3 separate regions of the Homo sapiens genome follow, and all the other regions are linked to region 2. A link is a loop called in an ENCODE intact Hi-C map of the cell type or tissue named here. Cell type or tissue: OCI-LY7. All regions are shown on one strand. Links, peaks and the distances in the headings refer to the core of each region. The heading gives the core; the rest is flanking DNA.

The links. Hi-C counts contacts between places; a loop is a spot of excess contacts. Peaks named below come from ENCODE experiments on the same cell type or tissue, not always from the same donor. Only the 100,000 strongest peaks of a DNase experiment are listed, where the experiment ranks them.
Region 1: a loop joins it to region 2, with 4 times the contacts of the local background. A loop is called at or near these places in 12 of 110 quality-filtered maps.
Region 3: it touches region 2 in a loop (7-fold over the local background); 27 of 110 quality-filtered maps call a loop at or near these places.

The regions. Positions count from the first base shown.
Region 1 is chr2:136,870,261-136,880,729 of GRCh38, forward strand. The region is part of intron 1 of THSD7B (thrombospondin type 1 domain containing 7B); the gene reads left to right. Among named protein-coding and RNA genes, the nearest start is that of THSD7B, 110 kb to the left of the region's middle. In OCI-LY7, for the core only: CTCF peaks have their summits at 4,196 (motif pointing right) and 4,396; a DNase peak (open chromatin) is centred at 4,221.
Region 2 is chr2:137,833,266-137,843,734 of GRCh38, forward strand. No RefSeq gene overlaps it. Among named protein-coding and RNA genes, the nearest start is that of HNMT, 130 kb to the right of the region's middle. In OCI-LY7, for the core only: CTCF peaks have their summits at 5,414 (motif pointing left) and 5,614; a DNase peak (open chromatin) is centred at 5,396.
Region 3 is chr2:136,927,074-136,937,542 of GRCh38, forward strand. The region is part of intron 2 of THSD7B (thrombospondin type 1 domain containing 7B); the gene reads left to right. Among named protein-coding and RNA genes, the nearest start is that of THSD7B, 170 kb to the left of the region's middle. In OCI-LY7, for the core only: CTCF peaks have their summits at 5,836 (motif pointing right) and 8,236; no DNase peak of the experiment used is centred there.

The DNA.
Region 1 (10,469 bases), core at 949-8,948, 960 kb before region 2:
TATCCATATTTCTCCCATCATATGCTAAAGCTTCTTCACTGAAGTTATGGTCCAAGATTAAGAAAACTTCCTCGAAAAAATTATTTAAAAGTTGACTCAATAGTCCATGGATCCATTGAGCAAATCTTTGTTGAATATCTGTTTCCCAGGCAATATACTAGGAACTGGACATATAACACTGAACAAGATAAAGTACTTAGATAATACTAGAGGACAGGAACATAAACCAATATGCCAATTTTAAGTACACTAAATTATCAGTTATTGAGCTGTTGTAAGTGTTACCAACAAACAACAAACTAAACATCTAGGGACAGAGTCATCTCAGTTGTGCTGAAGAGACGGGGGTCTGGGAAGGCCTTTGCTGCACAATGAAGTGAGGAAGCAGGTCACGTGAATAGGAAGGAATGGCAGTGCAAGGACGTTAAGAAGGTGCATGCTTGAGGAACAAGAAAGAGGCCAGTGTGTCTGGGGCACAGGAGTGAATGGAGACTGGTGAGAAAGGAGGAAGGAGAAGAGGTAAAGTTCAACTAGCAGAGTCTTAGATTTTATCCTGTGATTGAAAGCCACTAGAGGATTTTGTAGAGGAAAGTATATTTTTTCCTTCCTAAAGATTACTCTGGATTTTCTGTGAGGAATGCATAGAAGGAAAGCAAGGGTGGAAGCAGAAAAGCCAGGCAGGAGGCTGTTAGCAGCTCTGGGGAGAATTGGTGTCTTGCATTAGGAGGGGAGTGGCTTGATACTGGATAGATTGCAAAGGTAGGTGCTGTCAACTAGATTTGCAGATGGATTGATTTTTCGATGCGACAAAGAAGGATTTCAGGATGACTCCTGGGCTTCTGGTCTGGTGAAGTGTGACACTGTCGGGGAGATCCGGTCTGTGGGCTCTGTAGGGTAATCAAGCTCCATTTATTTTGTATGTTACATGTGTGTGCCCATCCAAATGCAGATGTTCAGTGGTAAGGTGTGAGTTCAGGGGCGAAGTCAGGTTGAAGATAGGGGAATAGATACAGAGAAGTAGAAATAATGAATTGTGGAGTTTATTATTCCACCATGGGACTAAGTCAGATCACCTGGAGAGTGAGCAAAGCTAGAGAAGAGGAGTCTGAGGACAGAGTCAGAGCCACACCCATCTAGAGGTTAAAATGAGAAAGACATACCAGAAATGGAGGCTGAAAATAAATAGCCTGAGAGAAATAAGACAAATTGAGGAGAGTTTGATGTCTCTGTCCCAAGGGAAGAAAGTGATGAAGAAAGAGGGAGTAAGGGAACATTTGGGCAACAACCAGAAATGTTAGGGGGTGATAAAGAGATGATCCCATGAGGTAATCAGAGAAGGTGATTTTCCATGAAATGATGACAAGGCAGTTCTGAAATTATAAGAATGTATCCATGATACCTTCAGAATCAGGTAGGGCCTGGCAACTGTGTAGAAAGAAGCCGCATAAGTAAGTTCTTACTTTGGACTCTGTATGAACAGATTCATTCTCATTGGGGAAGCTGAGGCAGCTTATCAGAGTAATTACTACTTTTCTTGGTATAAGCTGTGTCAGAGCCCTCAGTGAGAACAAATCCACTTACAGAACTTCCTTCTATGCAATTGCCATCATAAATGAAGCACCCCTTTCTTCACTGAAATGACACATGAAAAATGACAACAGATGCAATTACTCTACTTCTCATGTATTAATCCTGTTTCTATGAAGGTGAGTTTGTTTTATTCCCCATATTGGTTTCTCCTATGTTCACGTTCAGCAGGATGTTAGAGGCACACTCATACAACATACATCAACATACATAGATGTTTATAAATAGACCTACTGTATTTAGTGACATAGATACTGTGGGACTTACAGCTCATGTAGCAGAAGGCACACAAAAACATGGCTTAAAAACAAAGTGGTTTATTTGCTCACAAAACAGGAAGTCCAGAAGTTGACAATTCAGACAGTGGCTGCAGCTCTGTGATGGTGTCTGAGCCTCAGGTTTCCTCTGTTCTCCATTCTGTCTTCCTTAGTAGGTGGCACATATCCCCATGGCTTCAAGCAGGCTCTGGCGACTCCAGGTGTTGCCTCTGTGATCTATGGGAAAGAGATAAATGGCGAAAGACCATACTTTTTTCGGGGGGGTGGGGGGGACTTTATATTTTTATTGGATAAGGGAACTCTCCATACCCTTGATACTTCTGCCTCCTAATCTTTGGCCAGAACTGAGTCACATGGCAGCCCTAGCTACATAAAAATCTGAGAACGTGATCTTTTATTTTTTCTTTTCTTTTCTCTTTTTCTTTTCTTTTCCTTTTCTTTTCTTCTTTCTCTTTCTTTTTCTTTCTTTCTTTCTTCCTTTTTCTTTCTTCTTTCTCTTTCTTTTCTTTCTTTCTTTTCTCTCTCTCCTCTCTCTTCTCTCTCCCTTCATTCCTTGACAAGTGGACACTTTAAAGAATAGTAGTTTTAGAAGAAAAGGAGATTGGGAGGCCAAGGCAGGTGGATCATGAGGTCAGGGGTTCAAGATCTACCTGGCCAAGATGATGAAACTCTGTCTTTACTGAAAATACAAAAAAAAAAAAAAAAAAAAAAAAGCCAGGCATGGTGGCAGGCACCTGTAATCCCAGCTACTTGGATTTATAAAGTAGGGGGAATTTTAAAGCTATTTACCATAGGGTTGCATAACTGCTAAATTGCTTCAACCTGGGAGATAGTTTGCAGTGAGCCGAGATCGCGCCACTGCACTCCAGCCTGGGTGACAGAGCAAGACTCCATCTAAAAAAAAAAAAAAAAAAAAAAAAGAAGAAAGGGAGAATATAGCAATGTTTGTCACAGATACCCGGATACCAAATTATGTTTTTGAAGGTTTCAGAAAACCTATTTCAATCCCTCTTTTTATCTGTTATGTCCAGTGGCAAAAGTTTGTTAAGAGGTAGGAAACATATTTGTGAGGACTTTTTGCGAAATTTTCTGTGACTTCATTACATGACACCAAGCTATTGCAATTATAATATAGCAAACCAAAGACACATGTGATTGTATACTTTTATGGTATGCATTCCCATGCCACATTCTTACATTTCACACCGTTTAGGATTCTTCAGTTACCTGCAGAGTGTCATGCTGAGGTCTGCAGAGTGAGGTGCAGAGAGGAAGAGGCTGGTGGTTCAAAGGCCTGAACAAGTTACTAAACATCATGTCATTGCAAGGCCGGAGGTTGTTCTCTCATAAAATAGAGATGATAATACCTGTTTTTTCCTTCGCAGGGTCAGTGTGAATCTTTAATGGAGTTCTTGGTACAGAGTGCTTTTTAGCTCTTCAGAAATATGGCACAAAGTCACAAGATTGGAAAGTTGAAAAATCATCTTCCACTATTTTGCTGCAGGGCAGGATTGCATTCAAACTGTTCCTTAAATATTGCTGGAGTGGAGTTCTGACTTTTGAGAAAACAATGACAATAGTAATAATGACAACCCTTTAGTGAGCTGTCAGTGTACACTGTCAGGCACTCATCTATACACTTTATATACATGCTTCTGTAGCATCCTTCATTCCTAAGGGTTATCAATGACTGTCCTCCTCATTTTGTGGATGAGGAACCTCAGGCTCCAAGGTCGTGCACTGCCAGGGTTCACAAGGCATGATGTAAACAGAATGGGTTGTGGCGTCAGGACTGTTTTGTGACCCAGCTTGACACTTGTTTGCTGAGATGGCCTTGGAATATTGATTTAACACCCTTAGGGATCAATCTCTTTTGCATCTAAAAATAGGAATAATTGCTCATTGTGACGATTAAGTGAAATTATTTGATATAAATTGGCTTGTACAGATGCTAAGAGAACCTACATCAGGCTATAAAGGATCTACATTATCAGAGACATGAAAAAATGCTTGTGTTGATATTGACTTACAACACTAGTCTCTCTTGCTTCAGTGGGAGATCATTGAGGTCACTTGGAAACAACCGACTATCTTTGGGACTTCAGGTTGTTGCTTGATGGACCATGCCTCAGTTTTCTTATCTCTAAAGTGGGGCATAATATGAATAACTACTTTGCAGGGCTGTGGTGAGCATTAAATGAAGTGTTTAGGTCATTGTCTTGTATACAGCAACGTATGGTAAAGCCATTATGGAAGGTAAAGTGGGATGCAGAATATTGCAGTCAGACAATAGCCCCGTTGATCGGCCATCTTTATTGAGCCATCTTCTCTGCACAGTTACCATGAGATGGCGCTATGGAGATGTGCATAATCACAGTTTCCTTTTCTCCCACTCATTGCTGTTTCTTTAGGCTGAAAGCAAATTGAAACTATTTTTACTTTATTTTATTTTTTAAATGTTGCACCTTTTAAATATTTAAGGGCTTCAACGATAAGAATACATTTAAGGGAAAATGAAATGCGTATGAAGTGTGAGGCACTTTTTTTTATAGTCTCAATGGCCTTTCATTGATTAGAAAACTGAGGCTAAAAGGAGAAACTGTGTTTTTTATTTCTCTTAATATTCATCAGTTTAGAGCTAACCTTGCAAATACATTTTGGATGCTAAGATATATAGTAAAGAAGAAGATTTGGAAACTCAACGACCTTCATGATATAAATTATTCAAGCCATCGTGGGTAGCACATGTCTCCCACATAATGTATTTTTGTAATCATAGTCATAGCATTTTTTTTTTCATTTGTGTTTTACAAACAGAGGAGTGGAATCTCTAATTGTTTCTTGTCCTCTCATTTTGTTTATGGTGAACTCTTGTGTAGCTTCCCAAGTTACAGATACAAAAATGACTCCCAATACTTTCCAAGGAATAATTTAATGGGAATTCCAGGCATTTCGGGAAGAGAGGCAACGTGGTTCAGTGGAGTAGGACACACCTGTGTTCAAACTCCATTCTGGGCTGGGCACAGTGGCTCACGTCTGTGATCCCAGCACATTGGGAGGCCATGGCAGGCTGATCACCTGAGGCCAGGAGTTTGAGACCAGGCTGGCCAAAATGGTGAAACCCTGTCTCTACTAAAAATACAAAAATTAGCCAGACATGGTGGTGGGCACCTGTAGACCCAGCTGCTCGGGAGGCTGAGACACGAGAATTGCTTGAACCTGGGAGGAGGAGGCTACAGTGAGCCGAGATCGTGCCACTGCACTCCAGCCTGAGTGACAGAGCGAGACTGTCAAAAAATAAATAAAGAAAGAAAGAAATCCATTCTGCACTTTCCGTCAGCTCAGTAGAAAGCATGCAGCACATATTTTTTAGGAGTAAAAGTCCAAAATTGAGATTCTTTTAATCATTGTGTAAGATCTGTATTCCAGATTGTTTTGGTCAAGATCAGTTTTTGGTTTCTTATTGGCACTAGGCCTTGTTAGTGATAGCCAGATTATGGGGACCACAGGAGCCCCGTAGTTTCTCCAAGCCACTCTATCCGGATCTTCTGCTGTTGGGTCCTGGCTTGGGTAATCATAGAAGGCACCTTAAAGGAGTTAGGTCACTTTGCAGAGTTAATACAGTGTTCTAGACTGCTGAGGAAGCCTAAGAGAAAACCAAGGCTTATAGCAAACTGTGCTAAGACAATGTTAATGTGGCTTTCTTTGGAATTAAAATTCAAAGATAGATGCAAAATTCAACATCTTTCCATATGACTCCTTGGCCAGTCATTCTGGCTCATGTGCTATCTCATTTGAACTCATAATCCTTTCAATCTCTTTTTAGCTTCCCACCTACAGCCATTTGGAGTAGAGAAGATATGCTTTTGGCCCTCCTTCTCTTTAGTTTTCATGGTAGTGATCTGAATATATTTTCAGATATGCTGAATGGCCGTGAGAATGGACAAAGTCATCTTGTATACCCTGGTGATTTTGTTTCATGAAAAAAAGTAGCCTCTGTGTAGAACTGGTCCTGCTAGCTATTACTTTATTAACTTTGGAAATAATAGCTTAGGAACAACCGCTGCCAAACACAGTCATCATCTTTATCAAAAGCTCTCTGACATGGCATTGACTTTGATCTATCATTATATATAGAAGACCACTCATTTGCTTTCCCAGGGGTATATTTTTAAACTAATTTGCTTTGTAGGATTCACCAGGAAGCTATATTGTTTTATGAGGGCAATATTTAGGTTTATTTCAACTGCCTCAATGGCATATATAATTGGCAATGATGTCTTCTGAAAAATGTCCAGACTAAAATCTTTGTATCAAATCTGTATTATGCAGAATTAACCACCCATTTGTGTGGTGTGGTGTGTATGTGTCTGGAGAATATAATAGCCTGGCTTCAGTCCACCATTCCGTAGAAGTGGAGTGAATGTCTATTGAGACAAAAGACTTAGGCAGTCTTTAAATATCATGATATAATTTCCAGTCCATTCTTTGTTGTGTTGCTTCTTAAAGCATGTGAACTTACATTATAAGTGTGAAATATCTATAATCTAGTGTATGTGTGTGTATGTGCATAAAAATGTCTCATCTATTGGGCCACAATTCATATCACAGACAGATGCCAGCTTACCTGGGAGCATCAGGGCAGAAGCTGAGATTCCAGGGCTTCTAGCTGGAATGGGGAGCTCCTGCCTGTATGAACCCACAGCTGAAACTTGTACACTAAGCAGAGCAGGCACTGATGGGTAAACACATGTGTTTGTGGCTGCAGTCTGTCTCCTAACACGCTCTGGGGTCTCTGAGGCTCTTCTCCAGCTCTGCTGTAGCTGCAGTTCTGACTGTGGCACTGTCTCCTCTTCTGGAGAGGCAGAGGAAGGGAGCGTGCAGAGTATGCTCCCTGATGGTGATGTGTGCGTCTGTGAATCTTCACATGTGCAGGTGGGTTCCAGTGCGCCCGTATGTGCATAGAGCCTGGGCTGCTGTCCACTAGGGTTCCAGAAAAGGACTCTTGGTCAGAACAATTCAGGTTTTGTAATAGTATACTAACTTAAAAATATTTTTACTTGAGGAGGGGGACTACCTTTTTCAGCTTCACACAAAAATACCATGTAAGCTAGTAATTGCCTTAGAATAAACTATAATTTAGTAGCCATTTTGCCTAATTTTTAGCAAAAGCGCAGTTGTGACAAGTCATATTCTTGGATGTTTGCTCTAAGGAAATGTGGCCAATTCAGTTCTCTAGGCCAGAAGTTTTAGAATTGTGTCTAGTAACGCCGCAAAAGTTTCATGAAATCATCTAACAGGCCACTCTTGGAGAAAAAAACCATTCAAGCAACGGAGCTTTACCATCTTTCAGCTGGAGCACTCCACTTTTGTTCTTCTCAATATTGGTATGCAGTGTAGAAATTTGAAGAAAAGTTTTGGTTGCTTTTTACTTCTCATCCCTGGATTGAGGCAGGCTGTCAGAGAGCTGTGTACTGGAACTTCATTGCTTGACTCCTTGTAGAATAATTTTTACTGATTTGTACTTTGCTACCGTACCCTTGGAGTGTTCTAGGAATGCCACGAGACTCCACTACAGACAACTTGCTGTTTTATTTGATGAAGTAATGTGTTCAGCACATGGCCCAGCATACCACCTGTATTTATAAGGACTCCTGATATAAATCCCAACAGTGCTTGGGAGCAGGGCAATGTCTTTTCCTGGGGGGAAAAAAAAGAAGGCAAAAACTGTGGGCAGGGTGGTATAATTTAATCCTATACACATGAGGATCATAGACTGCAATAGCCATTTCTTTTCTTGTTTTTTTAATTATACTTTAAGTTTTAGGGTACATGTGCACAATGTGCAGGTTTGTTACATATGTATACATGTGCCATGATGGTGTGCTGCACCCATTAACTCGTCATTTACATTAGGTATATCTCCTAATGCTATCCCTCCCACTTTCCCCCACCCCACAACAGGTCCCAGTGTGTGATGTTCTCCTTCCTGTGTCCAAGTATTCTCATTGTTCAATTCCCACCTATGAATGAGAACATGCGGTGTTTGGTTTTTTGTCCTTGCAATAGTTTGCTGAGAATGATGGTTTCCAGCTTCATCCATGTCCCTACAAAGGACATGAACTTATTTTTTATGGCTGCATAGTATTCCATGGTGTATATGTGCCACATTTTCTTAATCCAGGCTATCATTGATGGACATTTGGGTTGGTTCCAAGTCTTTGCTATTGTAAATAGTGCCACAATAAACATACGTGTGCGTGTGTCTTTATAGCAGCATGACTTATAATCCTTTGGGTATATATCCAGTAATGGGATGGCTGGGTCAAATGGTATTTCTAGTTCTAGATCCTTGAGGAATTGCCACACTGACTTCCACAATGGTTGAACTAGTTTACAGTCCCACCAACAGTGTAAAAGTGTTCCTATTTCTCCACATCCTCTCCAGCACCTGTTGTTTCCTGACTTTTTAATGATCGCCATTCTAACTGGTGTGAGATGGTATCTCATTGTGGTTTTGATTTGCATTTCTCTGATGGCCAGTGATGATGAGCATTTTTTCATGTCTCTTGGCTGCATAAATGTCTTCTTTTGAGAAGTGTCTGTTCATAGACTTCGCCCACTTGTTAATGGGGTTGTTTGTTTTTTTCTTGTAAATTTGTTTGAGTTCTTTGTAGATTCTGGATATTAGCCCTTTGTCAGATGAGTAGATTGCAAAAATTTTCTCCCATTCTGTAGGTTGCCTGTTTGCTCTGGTGGTAGTTTCTTTTGCGGTGCAGCAGCTCTTTAGTTTAATTAGATCCCATTTGTCAATTTTGGCTTTTGTTGCCATTACTTTTGGTGTTTTAGACATGAAGTCCTTGCCCATGCCTATGTCCTGAATGGTATTGCCTGGGTTTTCTTCTAGGGTTTTTATGGTTTTAGGTCTAACATTTAAATCTTTAATCCATCTTGAATTGATTTTTGTATAAGGTGTAAGGAAGGGATCCAGTTTCAGCTTTCTACATATGGCTAGCCAGTTTTCCCAGCACCATTTATTAAATAGGGAATCCTTTCCCCATTTCTTGTTTTTGTCAGGTTTGTCAAAGATCAAATAGTTGTAGATGTGTGGCATTATTTCTGAGGGCTCTGTTCTGTTCCATTGGTCTATTTCTCTGTTTTGGTACCAGTACCATGCTGTTTTGGTTACTGTAGCCTTATAGTATAGTTTGAAGTCAGGTAGCGTGATGCCTCCAGCTTTGTTTTTTTGGCTTAGGATTGACTTGGCAATGTGTGCTCTTTTTTGGTTCCACATGAACGTTAAAGTAGTTTTTTCCAAGTCTGTGAAGAAAGTCATTGGTAGCTTGATGGGGATGGCATTGAATCTGTAAATTGCCTTGGGCAGTATGGCCATTTTCACGATATTGATTCTTCCTACCCATGAGCATGGAATGTTCTTCCATTTGTTTGTATCCTCTTTTATTTCGTTGAGCAGTGGTTTGTAGTTCTCCTTGAAGAGGTCCTTCACATCCCTTGTAAGTTGGATTCCTAGGTATTTTATTCTCTTTGAAGCAATTTTGAATGGAGACCCATCAGTGTGCTGTATTCAGGAAACCCATTTCATGTGCAGAGACACACATAGGCTCAAAATAAAGGGATGAAGGAAGATCTACCAAGCAAATGGAAACAAAAAAAGTCAGGGGTTGCAATCCTAGTCTCTGATAAAATAGACTTTAAACCAACAAAGATCAAAAGAGACAAAGAAGGCCATTACATAATGGTAAAGGGATCAATTCAACAAGAAGAGCTAACTATTCTAAATTTATATGCACCCAATATAGGAGCACCCAGATTCATAAAGCAAGCCCTTAGAAACCTACAAAGAGACTTAGACTCCTACACAATAATAATGGGAAACTATAACACCCCACTGTCAACATTAGACAGATCAACGAGACAGAAAGTTAACAAGGATATCCAGGACTTGAACTCAGCTCTGCACCAAGCAGACCTAATAGACATCTACAGAACTCTCCACCTCAAATCAACAGAATATACATTCTTCTCAGCACCACACCACACTTATTCCAACATTGACCACATAGTTGGAAGTAACGCACTCCTCAGCAAATGTAAAAGAACAGAAATTATAACAAGCTATTTCTTTTCCTTGGCCACTAGGAAGCTCATAGTCAGATTTGCCACCCACCTGTAGTAATTGTGTGGGTATATATTTAGGGGCAATAACTTCTACCCTTCAGATCCCCTTTTTACTGTTCAATCTTTTTACTCTCCAGTACCTATATCTTTTTATTTTTCATAATACATATATTGCGGTAAGTTATTTTAGATCTCCTTCACTCCACTACAGTTTTCTTATTATCTTTTGGAAAACTGTACATGGATATCTGGTAGCCTCATCAGACTTAATCTATTCTATTCTAAAGTAAAGCATGTTCTCAAATGTGCCCCTCTTCCTGTTTCCTGTTTTTGGTAAAGGGATCCCATCAGTTCAGGCATCTAAGTTTGCAGTCTTTCTGTCCTTTTTCATCATCTTCCTCTTATGTAGCACATCCAGTTGTTAACCAGATCGTTTAAATCCAGAAGCAATTTCTATGACTTCTC
Region 2 (10,469 bases), core at 729-8,728:
CCTTCTCTCTTTCAAATCATTAATTTGTTAAATTAAAAGGAACATTTTGTTTCAATACACAAGCTATAGGTATCTGCCTCAAAGGAGCATGCTGGGAAAATTTCTTGGTAACCTGCTGTTGCTCAGTCATTGGATCACAGAATCTCAGGTTTATTCTTATAGTGTCTAATATTTTAGATATTATGTAGCTCAAAACATTTCATCAAATTAATAAACATACTTGTTTAGTATGTCAAGCGCCATATTAAATACAATACATATTTTATTTTTTTAAAGGAAATCCATAAGGTACATATTATCTTTACTGTAGAGGAAACATATGTTGAGATAGTTTAATAATAATTGTTAACATTTGACTGGGCATGGTGGCTCACGCCTGTAATCCCGATACTTTGGGAGGCTTAGGTGGGTGGATCACCTCAGGTCAGGAGTTTGAGACCAGCCTGGCCAACATGGTGAAGCTTCATCTCTACTAAAAATACAAAAATTAGCTGGGCATGGTGGCATATGCCTGCAATTTCAGCTACTCAGGAGGCTGAGGCAGGAGAATCACTTCAACCCAGGAGGCAGAGGTTGCAGTGAGCTGAGATTGCACCACTCCAGCCTGGGTCACAGAGCTAGACTCTTATCTCAAAAACAAATAAACAAAATTGTTACCATTAATTAGGTGCTTACTATATGTAAGGTAATGTTCTGAGTTTTATGTTTGTTGACTTGTTTGATCCTCACACAATGCTGATAATAGTACTTACAAGACAGACAGTATTTTTGTCCACATTTTGTAGATGAGATCATTGAGGCCAGGAGACATTCAATGCCATGCCAAGGTCACACAGCTAGTAAGTGCAGACTAGATTGAAAACCAGGCTATCCAGCTTCAGAAACCACCACTCAGCTCAAAATAATGTATCTATTTAGAGAAAGTCTTTGAACTTAAGTCTTTTTTTCCCAAAGCCCATTTTCTTAGTTACACTGTTTCAATCTTCTTTCCAATTACCTTACAAAAGGTTATTAAGCCTTGGCTAGAACTCCTCAATTGCTGGTGGGGATTGGCTGCTTCTGTTTCTGAGGAAAGTTCATTCTATTTTCGGGCAACTCTATTAGAAAATTCTTCCTTATACTGAGCTAAAATGTTCCTCCCCATTACCTGTGTGAAAGGAGCAGGTTGGCAGAAAATGTCACTAGATGTGAGGCTGGACAGGAAGGTAAAGGCTGGAGTGTGCAGTGCCTTGAGGCCATGCCAGCCTCTGAAGTTGCTGTGGAGAGTGACCCCTGAAATAAGTCCAGTGTTAGCACACATCTTCCCATGCTGCACCTGGACGGCAGGTTTCCACGTTTGGAGCAGAATCTACTTTCATCTATGCTACATTTAACAGTGTTGGCTTCTGCTCATCATTCCAATGTAAAGATGTTTTGTCTCCCAACTCTGACTTTCAGTATATTACCTACCTTTTTCAGTTTTCTACATTCATCAGTATTTTTATTCAAGCTATTGATAAACTTGATAGCAAGCTTGATAGCAAGCTTGATACCAAGAAAGATGTTACTGGATGTTGCCTGAAAAAAATAGACTTGAATTTCTCAATCACCATTAAGTTATAGTATTCTTGCCTTGTAATATATTGCCAGAGATTCTCTCCTCTTTTTCTCACCAGGCAGTGTCCTGGGTGCTTCACCAGCTAAGAGATCACTGGGTGAGAAATAGTAAAAATCATAAAACTTGGACCTCTGTAGCCAAGGAGGATGTTTAATGGTGTTACACAGGAAATAAAATGGTATTTATGTTTCTGCTTAATGGAGAATCAATATTTAGCTATGACCTAGTTGGAAAGTTCTTTGAATGACCAAGGGGGAAAAAGCTATGGATCATAAAAATCTACTCACTGCCACAGCTTTGAGAAGAACACAAAGTTGACTGGGCAGAACACAGAGCAAGTACATGAGGCCAAGGCAAGACAAGGGGACTGACCCAGGAAAGCAGAGCCACGTGCCTTTCCGGGTCCATTCGTAACTCATAACCAGCAGGCTGGGTGCTCGCAGGCTGCAGGCGAAAAAGAGCCCCTTCTTAGAAATACCTGGTAAGGACTTTATTAATTAACGTCTAAACTCTCAGGGGCTATAGCTATAGAGAGGGAAAATTCTCTGTAATTACAATGAAGATCGTGATACCAGGAAGCAATCTTCCCAGCCACCTGGGAAGGGCCCAGAGAGTTATCTGTCTCATAAGGAAACTAACAAGTTCTGTTCAGAGGAAGAAATAAGACATTCTGAGTTAAAGCAAAACAAGACCATTCCCAATTAGCCAAGATATTAGTAAAGACAGAACGAAATTTAACACAGAGTGTGCCATTTAGACCTTTTAGTTTATTATGCAGTCATTCTCACATTGCTGTTTTAATAATCTGCATATAATTTTCATTTTGAAATGGTTCATTTGTTTTCTCGAAGTACTCTATTATGAAAAATTAATAATAATAACTCTCCATGTACCATGTTAGAGAGATGTCTGGTCTGAGCCAACCCAAACTAAAAATCACATGTAAGACTCACATTTACAACTCTGGAGCCCTTAAGTGGGCAGACCAGACAAGCAATCTTTTCTTAGAATGTTTAAAACAGCTGTTCCCAACTAGTTGTGCTTCATTATTATATTTCCACCCATAAGTAGGTATATGTCCATACAAAACTCAATTTGGGAGATCAGAGCTTGCCTCTCTTACTGAGACATCTGATGCTTTTGAGGGAGGTGTCCATCTCAATGTTGCTTCTCATCCCAAGACTCACTCTCCCCAGTCCCAGCAATTCCATGTGATACATTGTCAATAGCTGTAACAAGGATAGTTACAATTTACGCTGCATTTAGTATCTGAAGTATGTGTCCTTGTTTTAAAGTAATGACTTTGATTTACTGCTTTCTGAATTCCCATAATAACTCTTTGACATATATTTAATCATCCTGATTTTATATTTTAAGAATTTCAGTTCAAGACTTTAAGCTTCTTTTCTAAAGTCGAATAGCCAGGAGATGGGGGACCTGGTGTCTGCTGTCTGTGATGTAGTCATTTCCGTGCTTGGTGTTGGTGTGATGCTTGGGTTTTACTACCAATTCCTTTTGTGGGTTTTTTTTTTTTTTTTCCTTGTGGGCACCTCCAGCACTGAGATTCTGCTTTTATGTCCTGCCTTTTATGGACTGCCGTTCACACACTACTCCAACTTGCAGAGTGCTCCTACAGCGTTGCCTATCTCAGAGGCAGGGCCACCTCATGTTTGGCTGGTCCCAAGGAAAGGATGCAAATGTAAGGCCCACATTCCACTTGTCTAAATATTTTAATTTATAAGCCAAGTTAACTAATCATTTAATTAAATATGTTTAATCCTCCTACCTTGACAAATATACAAAAAAGACCAGAGAGGCTACATTTCAGTTCAGAATGATCAAATTCCTCAGCCAGAACCTGGAGGTGCCAGAAGAGAAGGGTCCTGGAGCCCAGCAAGCCACCTGTCGGCTCCATTCTCTCCTGCGAAGGGCCTCACACATTCACCACCCCCAGCCTAGGAGTGTGCACAGTATAATGCTAGCCACCCCAGAGAGGGCAGGTCTAGAGAAAAAGCCTGTAGGGGACTTGGGGAAGGGCTGGGAGGCCATGTGGGTGAATAATTCTGGGATCTGGGCACCACCTGTATCACTGGCTGGGAGGGGAAGATGCTAATTCTGGGGACATGTTCCACTGGCCCCATGGGCACATCCTCGATGGCAAGGGGCCTCCAGAAATTAGTCCAGTGTGGGGTCTTAGATGGGTCTAAAGGCAATACTCTTTGGGGTTTCTCCAAACTTTGGCTTCTTTCATTGAAGACCATTGAAGTAATGAGGAACCTCTGGGTCAAACGCCAGACAAGTTGTCTTGCAGCAAGGCAAGCTGGTCTGCTAGAGCCAGTGCCCTACAACCCTACAACCCTTTAGAATTGTTTCCTTCCTAGTATCCAGTGCTTTTCTGTAGATATGAGCCATCCATTCACAGAGGCTGTGGTGTGAACATTCATTCTCTAAAATAGGACACCTTTCCCAGGATCTCATGTATTTTATTTTAAAAGAATCTGCAATTTAAACCAAAGGAATAAATTTGCTAATCATGGAATTTCTAGCACACTGGAAAAATACATGGGGACAGGAATTTTCTTGATATAAACCTGTACTAGTTTCCTAGAGTTACCATTTCAAAAGGCCACAAATTTGGTAGCTTAGCATGATAAGAATTTATAATATTTACTTAGAGTTGTGGCATACAGGATTCTGAAATTAGGGTGTTGGCAGAACCACGCACCTCCCAGAAGCTCTAGAGGGGAATCCTTCCCTGCCTCTTCAGGCTTCTGGCGGCTCGGGTGTTCCTGGGTTTGTGATCACGCCACTGCAATCTCTGCCCCTGTCTTCATATGGCCGAATCCTCTCTGTCACACATCTCCCTGTGCCTTTCTAAGGACACTGGCCATTGGATTTAGAACTCACCTGGATAATACAGGATGAGCTCATCTCAGGATTCTTAACTTCATTACGTCTTCAAATACCTTTTGTTTTCTTTTCTAAATTAGGTCACATTCACGGGTTCTATGTGGACATATTTTGGGAGGGCTTCCATTAACTCACTATGAAATTCTCATGCATTCATAAACTAAAGGCAGATGTAGGAAGAGGGAAGTGGTGAGCACTGGAGTCCCTGCTGTGACCTCCTGCCTGTGCGAAGGCCATGACTGTTAGTCCAACATTGCAGACCTCTCGAAACTTGGCAATGCTCCTCATAGGAGAGGAACTTCACGTGTCAAGGAGAGATGGGGAGGGGAGCAACTGCATTTGAGAACATGAAGAGAAGGTTATTGTGACACTTTGCAGGGAAGCTTTAGCCACATTGAAGCAGAGTAAAGAATAAATCTTCTCTCTTTACTTTTCAAGACCCATAATTTCCTCACAACCATACCTGGAGATTAGTTTAGGACCTAAAATCTAAATTGTATTATTTTTCCCTACCCAAAGGAGACACAGAGCTATTAATAATCGACTGCTTATTAAATCTTAAGTATTTTAATAATATTACTCCGTTTTACTTCATTTTTCTTTCCCTTGTAAGAAAAATAACATTCACACCCATTATATAAATGTGAACACTGAGGCCTTGTGATGTTAAGCAACTTGCCAGGATCTCATAGATAGGAATTAGAGGAGCTGAGACACATAGAGTCCATGCTCTTTCTAGCCCGGGAGTCCATCTAGAACAGTCCTGGCCCTCTAAGTTGACTGCCTTAACATGACTGAATTTCCTCCTTTTCTCCTGAAACAGCGGTAAAACATCCTTTAACAGCAGCCAGAGAAGCTTGGGCTGAGGGAATAGATTTTCCTTTTGCTTACACTGTACTGCCATCTAGTGGCTACATAGTTAATTACAAATAATACCTTTTCTGGTGTCTTCATTCTTTTTTTGGGGGGGGTATTGGTAATTAATTGATATTTAAATATTGCTTCTAAACATTGTGATTCTATAAAAATCTACATCAACTTCATTCCTTTGCTTCCATATATGCACGCACCGCTTCTCCTGTACACCTCTCCTACATATGTGTACCCCACTTGGTCATATTTTGTGTAGCAGATAAGTGAGTTAGGCCTACCTTCAGTGCTCAGAATATGACTTGAAACATCCAGAAATTAAAATTGTATGCAAACACACCACATGCTCCCCATCCTCCCTCCTCATGGAACTGTGCTCCTTCGGCATGATCTAAATAAAGCTTGTCCAACCTGTGGCCCACAGGCCATATGCGGCTTAGGACAGCTCTCAATGTGGCCAAATTCATAAAGTTTCTTAAAACATTGTAAGTATTTTTGCAATTTTTTAAGCTCATTAGCTATCGTTAGTGTTAGTATATTTTATGTGTGGCCCAAGACAATTCTTCCAATGTAACCCAGGGAAGCCAAAAGATTGGATACCCCTGGTAAATTGACAGAAATGTTAGGATAGACTTGCTTTTGATCATGTTTTTAGATCTGCATACACAATTTTTGTCCCACCAAAGATGACGTATGCACTAAGCCATGGCAGAACTGCCTCTGGTACTGATTGCCCAGCGCACGTGCTGGAATGAGATCACCCATTGAGGGATGTGTGCTGAGTGCCTCTGTGTACAAGTTGAGCGGAAGGAGGTCTCACCGCCCCATTATAAAATATACATTCTGAAGCTGCAAGACACCAACCAGTGCTAGTATTAATCATCTAATGTGGCTGTTGTAACAAATTACCACAAATTTAGTGGCTTAAAACAACGCACTTTTATTATCTTACTGTTCTGGAGGTCAGAAATTTAAAATAGGTTTCACGGGCCGAAAACCAAGGTGTCGGCATGCTGGTGTCTTCTGGAGGCTCTAGGGGAGCGTCTGTTCCCTCACCTCTTCCGGCCTCTGGAGGTTGTCTGCATTCTTTGGCTTAGGGCCCCTTCTTCTATCTTCAAAACCAGCAACATGGCTCCAGTCCTACTCACATTGCTATCTTTCTGGTTTGCTCTCTTTTGTCTTTCTCTTCTCCACTGAAAAACCCTTGCTGGTTATATTGAGACCACTTACAGTAATCCAGGATAAAGTCCCATCTGCCTATTTTAAGGGTAGCTGATTAACAACCCTAATTCCATCTGTGACCTTAATTCCCCTTTGCCATGGAACATAAGATATTCACAGGTCCCAGGGATTGAGGCTTGGACATCTTTCGTGGTGTGGGTGGGGCATTATTCTGCATACTCAATACTCAAGAGAAGGGAAATCTGGACTGAAGTGTTTCTTGCTGGGCCATGGTGGCGATGGGAGAGGCAAGTTCCACCCAGAGATCATTCTTTCCCTTCTCGCTGCCTCTCCATCTTCACAGACTGCAGAGAGTCTTGTAAGCATGAGGACACACCCACCCTTAGATTCTGCCCACACTTTTTTGGAAGCCACACTTAACAGTAGATAGGAACATAGATTTAGACAGATTTTAATTTAAATCCCAGATTTATTCCTAGATCTAAGAACTTGAGTATATTACTAAGCTCAGTTTCTTCATTATTAAAATGGGTGAAATACCTTCCTCCTAGTATTGTTGCAAGGCTTAAATAAAAGAGTCTCCAAAGAGCACTTAGCAGAGCACATGGCATATATTAGGACCTCATAAAGAAGAGTTTCTGAAAATGAAGGTTTTTCTATTCAATATTTAATGGGAGATTAACTAAACACTTTGCTGATGCTTGGGGAACAAGGGAAGGACAGTGTCTATCCTCACTGAATTAACTCCAAGTGAATGAAAAAAGATTTCATGTGTGAAATTAGAGACCAAGTTACAGCCTATGATAGGTACAGAATTTGCCCAATCATATACCTTTAGGTGCAAGTGCATTTGTAGAGAATGTTGAAGAGAAAGACATAGCCATAAAAAGGAATGAAACAACATTTGCAGCAACTTAGATGGGGTTGGAGGCTGTTATTCTAAGTGAAGTACCTCAGGAATAGAAATTGTATGTTCTCACTTATAAGTGGAGCTAAGCTATGAGGATGCAAAGGCATAAGAATGATATAATGGACTATGGGGTCTTGTGGGGGAGGGTGGGAGGGGGTGTACACTGCTCGGTGACAGGTGCACCCCATGATCACCACTAAATCACCACTAAAGAATTTATCCATGTAATCAAAAACCACCTGTTCCCCAAAAGCGATTGAAACAAAAAGTAAAATAATAAAAATTACAAAAGGAGGAAGATAATCTTTCCTTAATTCTTTCTATTCTTCATTTTCTTGAACATGCATACCCATGTACCTACCTAGGTGAGTATTTCCATACTGTATAAGAATATACGTGGAAATATGGTCATTTTGACCTGTTTCCTAATGGTGGTTGGAGACATATATATGTACCGCTACCACACACACACACACACACACACACACACACACAAGCCATCAAGTCATAAGACCTATTTTGCCCTAAAAATAAGTAAACATTTGGCAATAAAATAAAAACGTCTTTGAAACAATCTTATTATACTAAAGGTTATTGTCAGGTGGAAGTCCTGAAATAATGAGTTTAAAAGTTCATTGCTTATGAGCTACCCCAAAACAATTTACTTAAATTATTTTTTTAATCTATGCTTTTAGGTAGGCTAAATCTATGTGTTCCCTATAGTCTTTTTTCAGTAACTTTACTTATGAATATGTTCATTAAAGAAGGTAATTTTTACAACTATTGTAAAATTTTTTGAATTTGTGACATCTAATGATATGGTTTGGCTGTGTCCCCACCCAAATCTCATCTTGAGTTCCCACGTGTTGTGGGAGGGACCTGCTGGGAGGTAATTGAATCATGGGGGCAAGTCTTTCCCATGCTGTTCTCATGATAGTGAATAAGTCTGATGAGATGTGATGGTTTTTAAGAGAGGTGTTCCCCTGCACAAGCTCTCTCATTTTCTGTCCCACCATCCACACAAGATGTGACTTGCTCCTCCTTGCCTTCTGCCATGGTTGTGAGGCTTTCCCAACCACGTGGACCTGTAAGTCCAATTAAACCTCTTTCTTTTGTAAATTGCTCAGTCTTGGGTATGTCTTTATCAGCAGGGTGAAAATGGACTAATACATCTAATATGTTTGAATGAATATTTCATTTTAGGATTTTATGTAATGTTCATGGTTATAATGCATTAATGCCTTGAATATAGAAACTAAACAGTAAAATGCTATTTTGCACATTACAAATATTAAAAAGACACCAAAAGCAAAGTTTTACTTTGGCCCTGATGGTCTTTTTAATTGCCTCAGTAGAATCAGAAAACAGAACCCTGTCTCCCAGGTCTACCAGACCTTCCTGGAACAAACAGAAAACATTTGGCCATGACCAGTTCTGCTTGGGTCTCTCACTTAGATGGCAGCATTGAGAAGGGTCACTAGGTTTTTATTGTGGTCTCAGCTCTACTCCTGATTGCTGCAAACCTCAGGATTGGGAGGACTAGATGAGGACTGGAAAACCTAGTATCAGCAACAAGATCACAGCTCACAGTTTTGCTTGAGCTTAGTGTTCATTACATACCAGGGACTTTGGCATGAGGATATTAAAAGCAGATCGACAAACCCAACCTCTGTCCTGAGTTTACATGGCTGAGGCTGAAACTGATTTGGTAGGGAGGTGGTCATAGCTTGGGTAATGAGGCCTTTGCAGACTGCATGTGCAACTGTACTTTGAGGCACTGTTGTGAATACACCCAGTACCTCCTCAGAGAAAGCCATGGAGTTTTATATTTGAGAATTGTTCAACCCTCAGCTCAATGTGCATACCAAGTCCAGCATGCTGATTCAGTGTGACAAGACTGTCAACCTGGTCCACTTAAGCAGTGGCTAAGGCCACATTCCAGCATAACTTGAGTCAGCCCTGCCAGAGGAAGGCTGGAAAGGACACACTCAAGAACCCATTGTATTTTGTTCCTCTGTACCTCATTGAAATATTTTTTAAATTGCAGGTGTCCTGAATTTAGTTTTTACAAAGTAATGGCTAGTTCTTTCCAATATTTGATAGATAAATTAGACTAGTTGGTAACATTTATTTAGCACCTAATATATGGCAAGCACTCTACTAAGAAACATATGTGCATTATTTATGTAAAGTAGCCAACCACACTATTAAGTGAGTAGAATTAGTGATGGATGAATCTGAGGCCTGAAGAAGCCAAATGACTTCCCCAAGTTTGCATAGGGAGTAAAGAATTGTATTGGTGTTTCCCTCACAGCTCTAACCCCTTTGAGTTCCACTGTTACTTAAGAACACAGAAGTTAAATATATATAAATAAATAAACAAATAAATCTTAATCAAATTTCGCTAGCCTTGCTATTTTTTATTCAAGGGATCATTCTCATAGTCTATCTTTGTCGCCTCTCAAGACATTGGCACCTCCATATCCTTCATGCTAGGATGTGTAATATTGTGACCCTGAGATGGGTCACATTTGAATTGTTCGTGGGATAGATCCTCATTAAGAGCATTCATTTAAAAAAAAGAGTATTCATAATGGGTCAGGAACTACCATTTGTCCTTTGTTCTGGATTAGATCATCCAGGAAATAACAGGCTTATTAAACAAAATAATAAATGGGTAGATGAGCAAATGAGGGCCATAATTGTTAAAAGGAATGAATGGAAGAGATTGGGGGTCAATAGACTCTTTTATCCCATCCATGAGATCATGGAAGGGCAATGGTGTGATCATTTCTATTACATGTTATATATCAATTCTGACCAAACTTCTTAGTTTCCTCCATCAACTCATTGAATTAAAATTCTTTCTACTCTATGATTATTTCTACAATCAACAGAAAAGAATAAATGAGTCTTTGTGTCAAGCCTCTGAGAATATGTTCAGTAAATGAAAAAGATTGTTTTGAAATGGATTTATAATGTTTTCTCCTTCATTGGCCT
Region 3 (10,469 bases), core at 1,715-9,714, 910 kb before region 2:
ATGATTTGTCTTATGCCTCAGCTATATATTCTGTCTTCTATCACATACAATTTTCAGCAATATGGAACTATTTATCCTTCTAGGAAAGTGCATTTCTCTTCTTGCCAGTTTTTTTTTTTTGCTTCTCCCTCCCACTGTTTCCTGCTTCTCTTTCTCTCCCTCCCGTTTTTCCCTTATCTCTACATAATTAACTTGTTTTAGTCTTTTAAAAACATTACCTGCTGAGTGAGCTGGACCTGCCTCAGGTGGGCAGCCGGTATGCTGACTTCCAGGGCAGTTGTCTTTTCATTATTACGCAAGAATATTAAGAAATGGTTTGAATTCCAGGCAAATTGACTTCTGGAATACTAACAAGAGGTTTTTCCTCTGCTGCCACTCCAGTAGAACCTACATCTTTTGACATTTAGATAATGTTGTGGAATCCTTATGAAATAATTGGCTTCAGGGATGAACCATTGTTCAATGTTGAACAGATAAGGTCACCTATGTACCTAGCAAAAGGCTTAATTTTGTCAAACTGCAGGACATTGAGTTAGCATTTCTGAGGAACAGGTGTTTCCTTCTGAGAACAGTTGGCTTGAACCAAAGTGAATGTTGCGTCTGGGGAATGAAGTCTACTTTGGTTCAAACAAGTAGACTGTAGATAGTGAGGACTGACTGATGACAGACATTGATAGGGCACAGCTAGTGCTTAGGAGTGCAGGAAGTTTGGCAGGAGTGAACTTTTTGTCAACAGCTCAATTTTTGACACTAGTTACTGCACAACAGTTGTTTCTGCTTCCTAACGGAGGGTCAGCAAGTTAAAGCCCTTTGATTGCCTTATAAAGACACTTTCAATTCTTATCATGAATGTCATCTCCAGGTTTGGAAGTCAGGAGGGAGAGAAGTGGGAGAGGGAGATAGGAGTTTATACCTCTCTGAAAGTCAGCCTCAATCTGATATTTTTACAACTTAGCTTACAGTTGTGAAGTTTTTAATACAGATGCTCCTTGACTTACAATGGAGTTACATCCTGATAAGCCCATCTTGAAAATATCATAAGTAGAAAATGCTTATAACACACCTAACCTACCAAACATCATAGCTTAGCCTAGCCTTGCACATGTTTAGAACATTTACATTAGCCTACTTTTGGGCAAAATCATCTAACACAAAGTGTATCTTATAATAAAGTGTTGAATATCTCATATAATTCACTGAACGCTGTACTAAAAATGAAAAACAGAATGGTTGTATGGTTACTTGAAGTGTGGTTTCTACTAAGCACATATGGCTTTTGCACCATCATAAAGTTGAAAAATTGTAAGTCAAACCATTCTAAGTTGGGAACCATCTGCATTTTGAAAGCATTTGTATAGCGTTTGTTTTTAGCCTAACCCACTGCATCCTGTGTTTGACATTATTGTAATCCAATGTACAATTTTATGTTAATAAGATGATGTGACTGTATCCTGGTATACCTGAAAGGATGCATATCTAATGACCTAGGTTGGAAGGTGAATTCTTGGTATAAAAGGCAATAATTGCTTTTGGTTAATGATTCATACAAAAAATAACTGTATTTTACATATAAATTTAAATACCCATAATTCATAATTGAATGATATGCATCTTATTTTAATTTGAGGAAGTCTAACATTAAAAGATTTATACAGAAAAAATACAACAAATATTTAACAGAAGAAAATTATAATTACAGAGTTTTAGGAGCTCATCTGAAATATATCTGCAGAGTGGGTTGATAGAAGAGTCACAAAACATAATATATGCAAAAAGGAATAAAAGCTATTGAAAAATCACTTCCCTTTTTTCCCTTTATTTTAATCATAAAAATCATGAAAATAGTTCTATAAACATGAGTGAGCTAAAAAATATTACCAGAGTATTAGTTACTAGAGAAACAGAAATGAAATTTGAAGATGAGATTTATCATCTTCTCACTTTAATTTGTACTCCTGCTGTACTGTAAATGTAATAGCCATCAACATGAAAAACGTAACAGATTGATAATACCATTGAGTTTTAATTAAACTACTGAAATGAAAAGGACCCAGATGGATAACTGGAAAATGTAGTTATCCTTTATGAAATGTGTGGGATTGCCCGTTTGCTCTGTTTCTTGTAGATTAATACTCTGCCAAAAATAGTGCACCATCAGAAGATTTACTAAAAATTAATCATTTCAGTTTGTAAAACAGATGGTTGCTTTAGTTTATTTAATTTAGTTTTGAGACACTTATCACTCTAAATCAGAGATTGTTTCCTTCCTGTCCCCACTTGCTATGACTTCCCACTTCTGCAGCTTTCTACATAAATCAATCAATAGTATTAAAGTACGTACATCTTGTTTTTCTATATAGTCATTGGTCTTATGTATTTACTTCAAAATGTCAGGTCTTTGTATGTCATCTTAGTAGGTTTTAGGTTCTGTGCATTCATAAGTTAAAACAAAAATGCAATAACATCTTTTAGAAGCCACTCAGGAAATTTTCATCACTCCTCAAAATAACAACCACTGATGTCAGCTCAATTAAGGCAGGAGGAAGTGGTATTTTGTCTTATCAGCTTGATGTAAGGCTAAACTAGCTACTTAAGATTTAGGAGTAAGGTTTTCAGGTGTTTTAGGAGGTAGGTGCTGGTGTCCACAACTGCAGACTGCTGGCCTATTTGTGACTCAGAGCACCAGGTGTTCCCTGTGGGGTAGTTGCTTGCAATGAAGCTGTTGTAAACATGTGTGAATTTCCAGTTTCTGACTCCTGTGTCGCATGACTAGATGAAGATGACCTTTATGCAGTAGCAGAACTGGACATAAACGTTGAATTAGAAACATAACATTTTCATGACAGCTACAGAGAAATAAGACAGATGAGCTTAATCACAGAGAAATCCTGTTTGTTTTTAATTCTAAGATTAACTCTTTAGGGTATGGAAGAAGGTGGTTGTTGGCCTGCAAAGGGCATGAAAATCAAGTTTGTGGTTATGTGTGTTTTATGACCTGCACTGTGAGGAAGACACAAAAGCACATCTCTGCTCTGCAAGTTCTTATAACCAAAATGGAGAAATGGCAGAACAAATAGGAAATAATCAATTACTATATAAATGATTCCACATGAATGCTGTAAGAATTCAAGGAAGGGAGAGATCAGTATGAGTTGCATATAAAAATAGGACAGAATTGGAGCATTAGGCTATAATGAATTATTGGGATTTGGAACAGAGAGAGTAGAGCATTTTAGGCAATAAAATTAGCACAATCAGAGGCCTAGAGGAGAATAACTGTGGCATGATCAGAGACTGTTAAGTATCCCAGAAGAATGGTTCATGCGAAGGAATAGTAGCAGATAAAGTTGGCTGGATAAGGGAGGGCCAGCCACTGAAGAAGCTTTAAGACTAAATGGCAGAGGTTTGATCTCTATGACAGGCCATACAAAACCATGATTGGTTCTTGAATCTAGAAGTAATGTGAAAGTATAGTGCTGGGAAGATGAATCTGAAAGTGGTACCCAGCTAGAAAATGACTGCCAGCATCCAGGCTGATGGATGTAGCTGAAGAATGAATAATGATTTGTGACTTTAGAGAGATGTTAAAGTATATCAGCTCTAAAGAGTAAAGAGTCCAAGATGCTGACATGGTCTTTGTGTAAGCCAGTCTTTGTGTCTGCTCAGAGAGAAAAAATACCACAGATATTTTAAAGAATCGGCCTGAGCCAGGACTAAAGGGGCACAGGTCTCAGCTTAAGACAAATAGGAAATAATCAATTATTATATTATTGATTATATATTTATAATCGATATAACACAGGCCTAAGAGACGTCTGCCCCTTTAGTCCTGTCTCAGGCTGGTTCAATATAGTACTACATTCCCCAGAGCAGTCATTGTCTAACAATGACTATTTATCTCAGTCTGGGCCAATAATAGTGCTTTCCCAGAACTTTTTTTCCTGATTGTTCTGGTTAGAAAAAGCCATTTTTCTTCTAGTCACGAGGCCATAAATATTTAAGACTGGATATGTTTGCCACAATTTTTAACAGCCTCATGGGACTGAATGAAGAGATTGAAGCCCCAAAGTGGCCCCAAATGTAGCCCCAAAGTAGAAGGTTGTAAAGGTCAGATCAATGACAAGTAGGTCGAAGGGAAATATGTATATACATGTGTGTATGTGCAGCTATATATACATGCACACATACATGCATGTGTTAGTACAGCCCTAGAATGCAAACCTCACTAGCCGAATTTTACAATTGAGGAAATTATTGCTCAGGGAATATAGTAATCTGGTCAAGGTTAAATTGCTACTTACAAGGTGGATTAAGAATCAAAGTTTAAGTTTGTTTGGTTCCAAACCAGTGCTCTTTTCTCTTCATGAGACTGCCTCTTGTCAAGGTGATGGTGGAGGTTCATGCTCCATGTTTGGGCTAATGCTAGTTATATTGTGTTTTCCTGATCTTTCCCTCATGCTGGGAGGGTGTATTCTCAGCAAACACAGCCGCTATTGGTCTGCTTGGTGCTGTGGGAAGTTGACTTTTTGCTCCCCATGTCCCTGTGATTCTCTGTTGTATAAAATATGCAGAGCTTTACCTCCTAATAGATGTCACGAAAAGTGTTTAGTCAAACACTAGCCAATAAAGATCCATATAATCCATATAACAGTCCATGATACATTCTACATTAACAATGAAAAAAGTAGACTGTATTGTGCAAACCAAGAGGCAGTAAAAGTAAACCAGGACTAGCTTTTAATATATAACACTTATAGTATATTGGCACATTTAGTTCAGAGGTTTTAATAGATGGAGAAAACAATTTTAGATATTTCAAATAACATTTTAGGCATTTTGCAAATCATTTAATGTAGAAAGTAATAGTTCTGATATTATTTCAATTACCTTTAATGCAGATTTACTGGACCTAACATTTAAAAAATTATATTTAACATAGATAGGACTGGTTCTGATACTTATTTCAAGTACATTGGTGGCTTTCCTTTTTCTTGATATTATTATATCTTTCTTTAAGCCTCTTTGGTATAATTTTCCAAAGTCTTGTTTCTCAAAGTAACACACTAATTATTGATAATTTACCTGAAATTCAAACCTAAACTCAACAGTCAATTTTTAGCTCATTGTAGAAATCAAAGAGTGAGATGGAAAGAGGAAAGATAAGAAGAAGAAAATTATTTTCCTAAGGAAATTTTACTAAAAATTGAAAGAGATAGAATGAAAAAAGGATAGATGTGCAAATTAATCTGCAAATTAATCCCTGAGTTGAAATTATTTGAGTCATGGCAGGAAGATATGGAAACAGTGAAAATACAGTTCACCCTTGAACACTGTGGGGGTTTGGGGCACTGGCCCCTGCGAAGTCAAAAATCTGCTTATAACTTTTGACTGTTTTGAAACTTAACTAATAGGCTATGGTTGACAGGAAGCTCTACTGATAACATAAACAGTTGATTAACCTATTTTGTATATTATATTTTATATACCATATTCTTACAATTAAGTAAGCTAGAGAAAAGAAAACATTATTGAGAAAATCACAAGGAAGAGAAAATATATTTATTATACATTAAGTGGAAGTGGATCATCTTAAAGGTCTTCATCCTCATCCTCTTCATGTTAAGTAGGCTGAGGAGGAGGAAGAGGAGGGGCTGGCCTTGCTGTCTCAGGGGTGGCAGACACAGAAGAAAATCCACATATAAGCGGACCTGTGCAGTTAAACCTGTGTTGTTCAAGGTCAGCTGTTCAGTGTGAATTTGTAGAGTTGGGGGAGAAATCAGGTGGTAAGGAAGGATGAAAGGGGCTCAATAGCTTCCCTTTCAGGCCACCAGGAGGAGGTAATGTTCCAGAAAAGCTTGGAAGGCACCAGAGGCAGTAGGGTCGACTTGGTGCAGATAAAGCATGGGTGGCTTTCACAGTGGTTAAAAGAAAGGCGGTTTTGGAAGTCCAGCTTCTGTTACTGGAGGAATGTCTTAATATCAGACTTGATTCCAGGAGTGACTTCTGCATTTGTAGATTATATATTTTGCCCGCCATTCCTTCCTTCCTTCCTTCCTTCCTTCCTTCCTTCCTTCCTTCCTTCCTTCCTTCCTTCCTGTTCAACATTGACTGTTTCGTTTTTCTGTAATACATTTTCAAGTTGTTTGGACTTGGAAAATAAAAGATAACTTCAGATCTATTATGATTACTATCTAGTGGTTGTCAGAAAATTCTTAGTTTAGCCGGGCGTGGTGGCTCACACCTGTAATCCTAGCGCTTTGGGAGGCCCAGGTGGGCAGATCACCTGAGGTCAGGAGTTCAAGAGCAATCTGGCCAACATGGTGAAACCCTGCCTCTACTAAAAAAGAATACAATAATTAGCTGGGCATGGTAGCTGGCGCCTGTAGTCCCAGTTACTCAGGAGCCTTAGGCAGGAGAATGGCTTGAACCCAGGAGGCAGAGGTTGCAGTGAGCCGAAATCACACCACTGCACTCCAACCTGGGTGACAGAGGGAGACTCTGTCTCAAAAACAAAAAAACAACAAAAGAAAATTCTTAGTTTGTGAAGAGACTCCAACTGGCTTTTTTTTATTATTGATAGATTTTAATTGCATCGCTATCTTTTTAATAATCAATCTCTTCTTCTCTGTCCCTTTCTCTCTGTTCCCTGTCCCCCCATCCTTCAGTATTATCACAGATGTTAAGTCTACTATATTCTCTTTTCATATTCTAATGCTTAATTGTATTAATCTAATTGATATTGAACCTAACTGAAAATTTTATTCAGTTCCTAATGTATTCTACTGACCCAGAGTGGCAGATTACTAAGAAATAAGTGTAAAACCACACAGATCTTCCAAATTCATAGCTATTTAGGTTGCGCTATTAACTGAGGTTCCCAAGCTAGAAGTGTTTTCTCTCTCTTTGGAGATATACCAATTCAGAAATTCAGACAGTTTGCCAGGCAGCCTTTCTCTACAAGCCTCATTGACACAAAAAGGCATTAGTCTAATTAAATTAGGGGCTATTAAATCCACAAATTAGCATACAAAGTTAGAAAAATCAATATCTTATTAGTTTCAAAACCTTTTATCTAACTCCTCTTGAGTTTTTTTCCAGAAACTTTTTATAGTAAATGACATGAAAATTGATTTAAAGCTTTCCAAAAATAGGTAATCAATAATTGTTTTCTAGTCATAGAGAAATTCATTAACTTCTATACTTATTGCATTGCCACATATTTTTATTGAACTCTTTTCTAATCACATTATTTTTGGCTGAAAACATGTTAGCTATAAAAAGTCATGAAATGAGAAACATAACAATATAAAGACTTTGTTTAGGTATAGTAGTTAATGGATTGTTCAGAACAGTGGAACACTCTCATTTCCAGTAAAAATAAAAATTTATGTCTTTCATTGTTTTACACTTAAACATGGATAACTTCACTGCATTATCATTGCATAAACAAATTATTGGCAAATGAATCTGTAGACCTGCAGAAGTTATATTTGTTTTGTTTAGCAAGAGGTTAGGAAGCTCAGTATCTTCTGTAGATGAAGATAGACAACTATCATATATGCACTAGGGAAAATTTATTATGAAGATAGACAAAAATCATATATGCACTAGGGAAAATTTATTACAAAAAGAAGAAATTATTGGCCATTGTCAACTTTAGAAAGTAAGTGTAGTGGAGCAACAATAGATTAGGCATACTTAAGTCATTTTAGAATTTTAGCATACAATTTACCTTTTCTTTTGAGTGCATTTAAAACTTTAATTATTTTGACCTATCTTAAAATTTCTACCAGTTTATTTTACAAAAGTGCTAAATCATTTGTATTAAGATTTTTATCTCATAAATCATTTAAGAATTTTAGCAAATAGACAGATTAATAGTAATTTATAATGCATTATATGTGGAGAATTTAAGAAACTTTCAAAATTAAGGTGAATATAAAAGATACATTCTTCCAAGGTAAAACTGTGGTATTTATGAGGAGTTTGATTATGAGAATAGGATCATGGATTCAAAGGCAATTAGAGGTTCATATTCAGACTTAACAGCATTCAAACACTTCTAAGAAATGATTCAGATATAAAACTACCTTTTTTTCTGTGTTCAAATTTCATTTCATATTTGTATTTATGCAGAACACTTTTTCTCTCTTTTGAGCCTTTGTTATTGGCTTTTGAGTGAGACCCTTTTGAACACTGATTTCACTACCTCCCAGTGGTGGTGAAAATTACTACACTTTTCTGAGCCTCAGTTTTTTAATCTGCATGATGGGGTCATTAAACCTTCATCATGGTATTGTGGTGAGGATTCAAAGAGGAGACTCTATAGAAAGTGTTTAGCGCTTGCCAATAACAGAGTAGTTATTATTTTGTCATTTTTATTCTCCATGATGTAGGGAATAAAACTGGATGGAAGATTTGAATATGTTCTGAGATTCACCAATCACTAGCTACTTTAAGCCATTGATGTATCAACACAATGGGTGAGTTTAGGGGCAGATATTTTTAACTTGATGAAAAAAATCCATGGATTAAAAGACATTAGTATATTGAGATTCAGATTGTGAACCCAGTGTCATTTCTCCAGTATGAAGATGTTATATGTGACTGGTATAATTTACTGTTCCCAAAGCCATGAGGACTGCTGACGAAGTCTGTCATACTCTGGGGATTGGTAAGAACCTGGAGAAAGAGAAGAAAAGAGTGTGCTCTGTGAAGGGGGGACAGTTGGGACAATTATGGCCAGGTATGCTTGGGCATATGCCAAGCTATTTATTACATTCTATAATAATTATATATTCTATTATATAATTACATATAATATAGTTATAATATGTAATATATAATCTTATATAATTATAATTATATAATTATATATTCTAGAGAATATTCTAAATATATTATCTATATATTTTAAATTTAGAAATATATATTTCTAGAAATATATATATAGTCGAGGCCCTCTCTCCTGTTTAACAGCTTTATTGATATAAAATTCATATATGATAAAATTTACCCATTTAATGCAAATCAAAATCACAGTGCAATACCACCTTACTCCCACAAAAGTGGCCATAAAGAAAAAATCAAAAAATGATAGATGTTGGCGTGGATGTGGTGAAAAGCGAACATTTCTACATTGCTGGTGGGAATGTAAACTAGCACAACCACTATGGAAAACGGTGTGGAGATTCCTTAAAGAACTAAAAGTAGAACTACCATTTGATCCAGCAATCCCGCTACTGGGTACCCACCCAGAAGAAAAGAAGTCATTATACGGAAAAGATAATTGCACACGCATGTTTATAGCAGCACAATTCACAATTGCAAAAATGTGGAACCAACCCAAAAGTCCATCAATCAATGAGTGGATAAAGAAACTGTGGTATGTGTATATGATGGAATACTACTCAGCCATAAAAAGGAATGAATTAATGGCATTTGCCACAACCTGGATGGGATTGGAGACTATTATTCTAAGAAAAGTAACTCAGGAATGGGAAACCAAACATTGTATGTTCTCACTCATAAGTGGGAACTAAGCTATGAGGATGCAAAGGAATAAAAATGAAACAATTGACTTTGGGGACTCAGGAGAAAGGGTGGGAAGAGGGTGAGGGATAAAGACTACAAGTAGGGTACAGTGTATACTGCATGGATGATGGATGCACCAAAATCTCACGAATCACCACTAAAGAGCTTACTCATGTAACCAAATACCACCTGTTCCTTAAAAACCTATGGAAATAATTTTTTTTAAAAAAAGAAATGATAACATTTCTCCTTTCCCTCAACTACATCTTCCTAAATGCCAATAGACACACATTCCTAAAACAAATCTCACCAAACCCAGTCATGTCTCTTCCCCTTTTTAATGACTTAATGTAAAAATAAAAAAGATATAATGATAAAAAATTTTACTCATTTAAAATGTTCAGCACAATGGTTTTTGTAAAATTGACTAAGTTGTGCAACCATATTCCGAACTGAGAATTTTCAGCACCGTAACAAGAAACCTCATATTTATTAACAGTCTCCCCATTCTCCTGCACCCCCAGCCACAGGCAGCCCACAAATCGACTTTCGATATCCTCCTTCAATTGTGAGCCTTACTCTTGCATTTACTCAGATTGGAATTCCTATTCTAGCCACTCTGGTGTACTCAAGTTCTCTGGTACTTTGGTTTCTGCTTGGTCATCTCTGTGTTTTTGCCACATCACCTCCTTCCCTCACCTCTTACTTGCTAACTCTGCTCCCCCGCCACCCGCTGTTCTACCTAGACAGTCCTCATCAATCTTCTATCAAACCCCATCTTTTATGTAAAACATTTGCTGACATCTCGAGGTGAACTGATGTGTCTTCTCTGAACTTGGATTGTCCGAGTTGGCAGGCGTACTTTATGCTGCCCCGAGTCAAGCCTTCTGCTGTTTTAAACAGAAATGTTATTAATTGTTCACGCATTGATATTA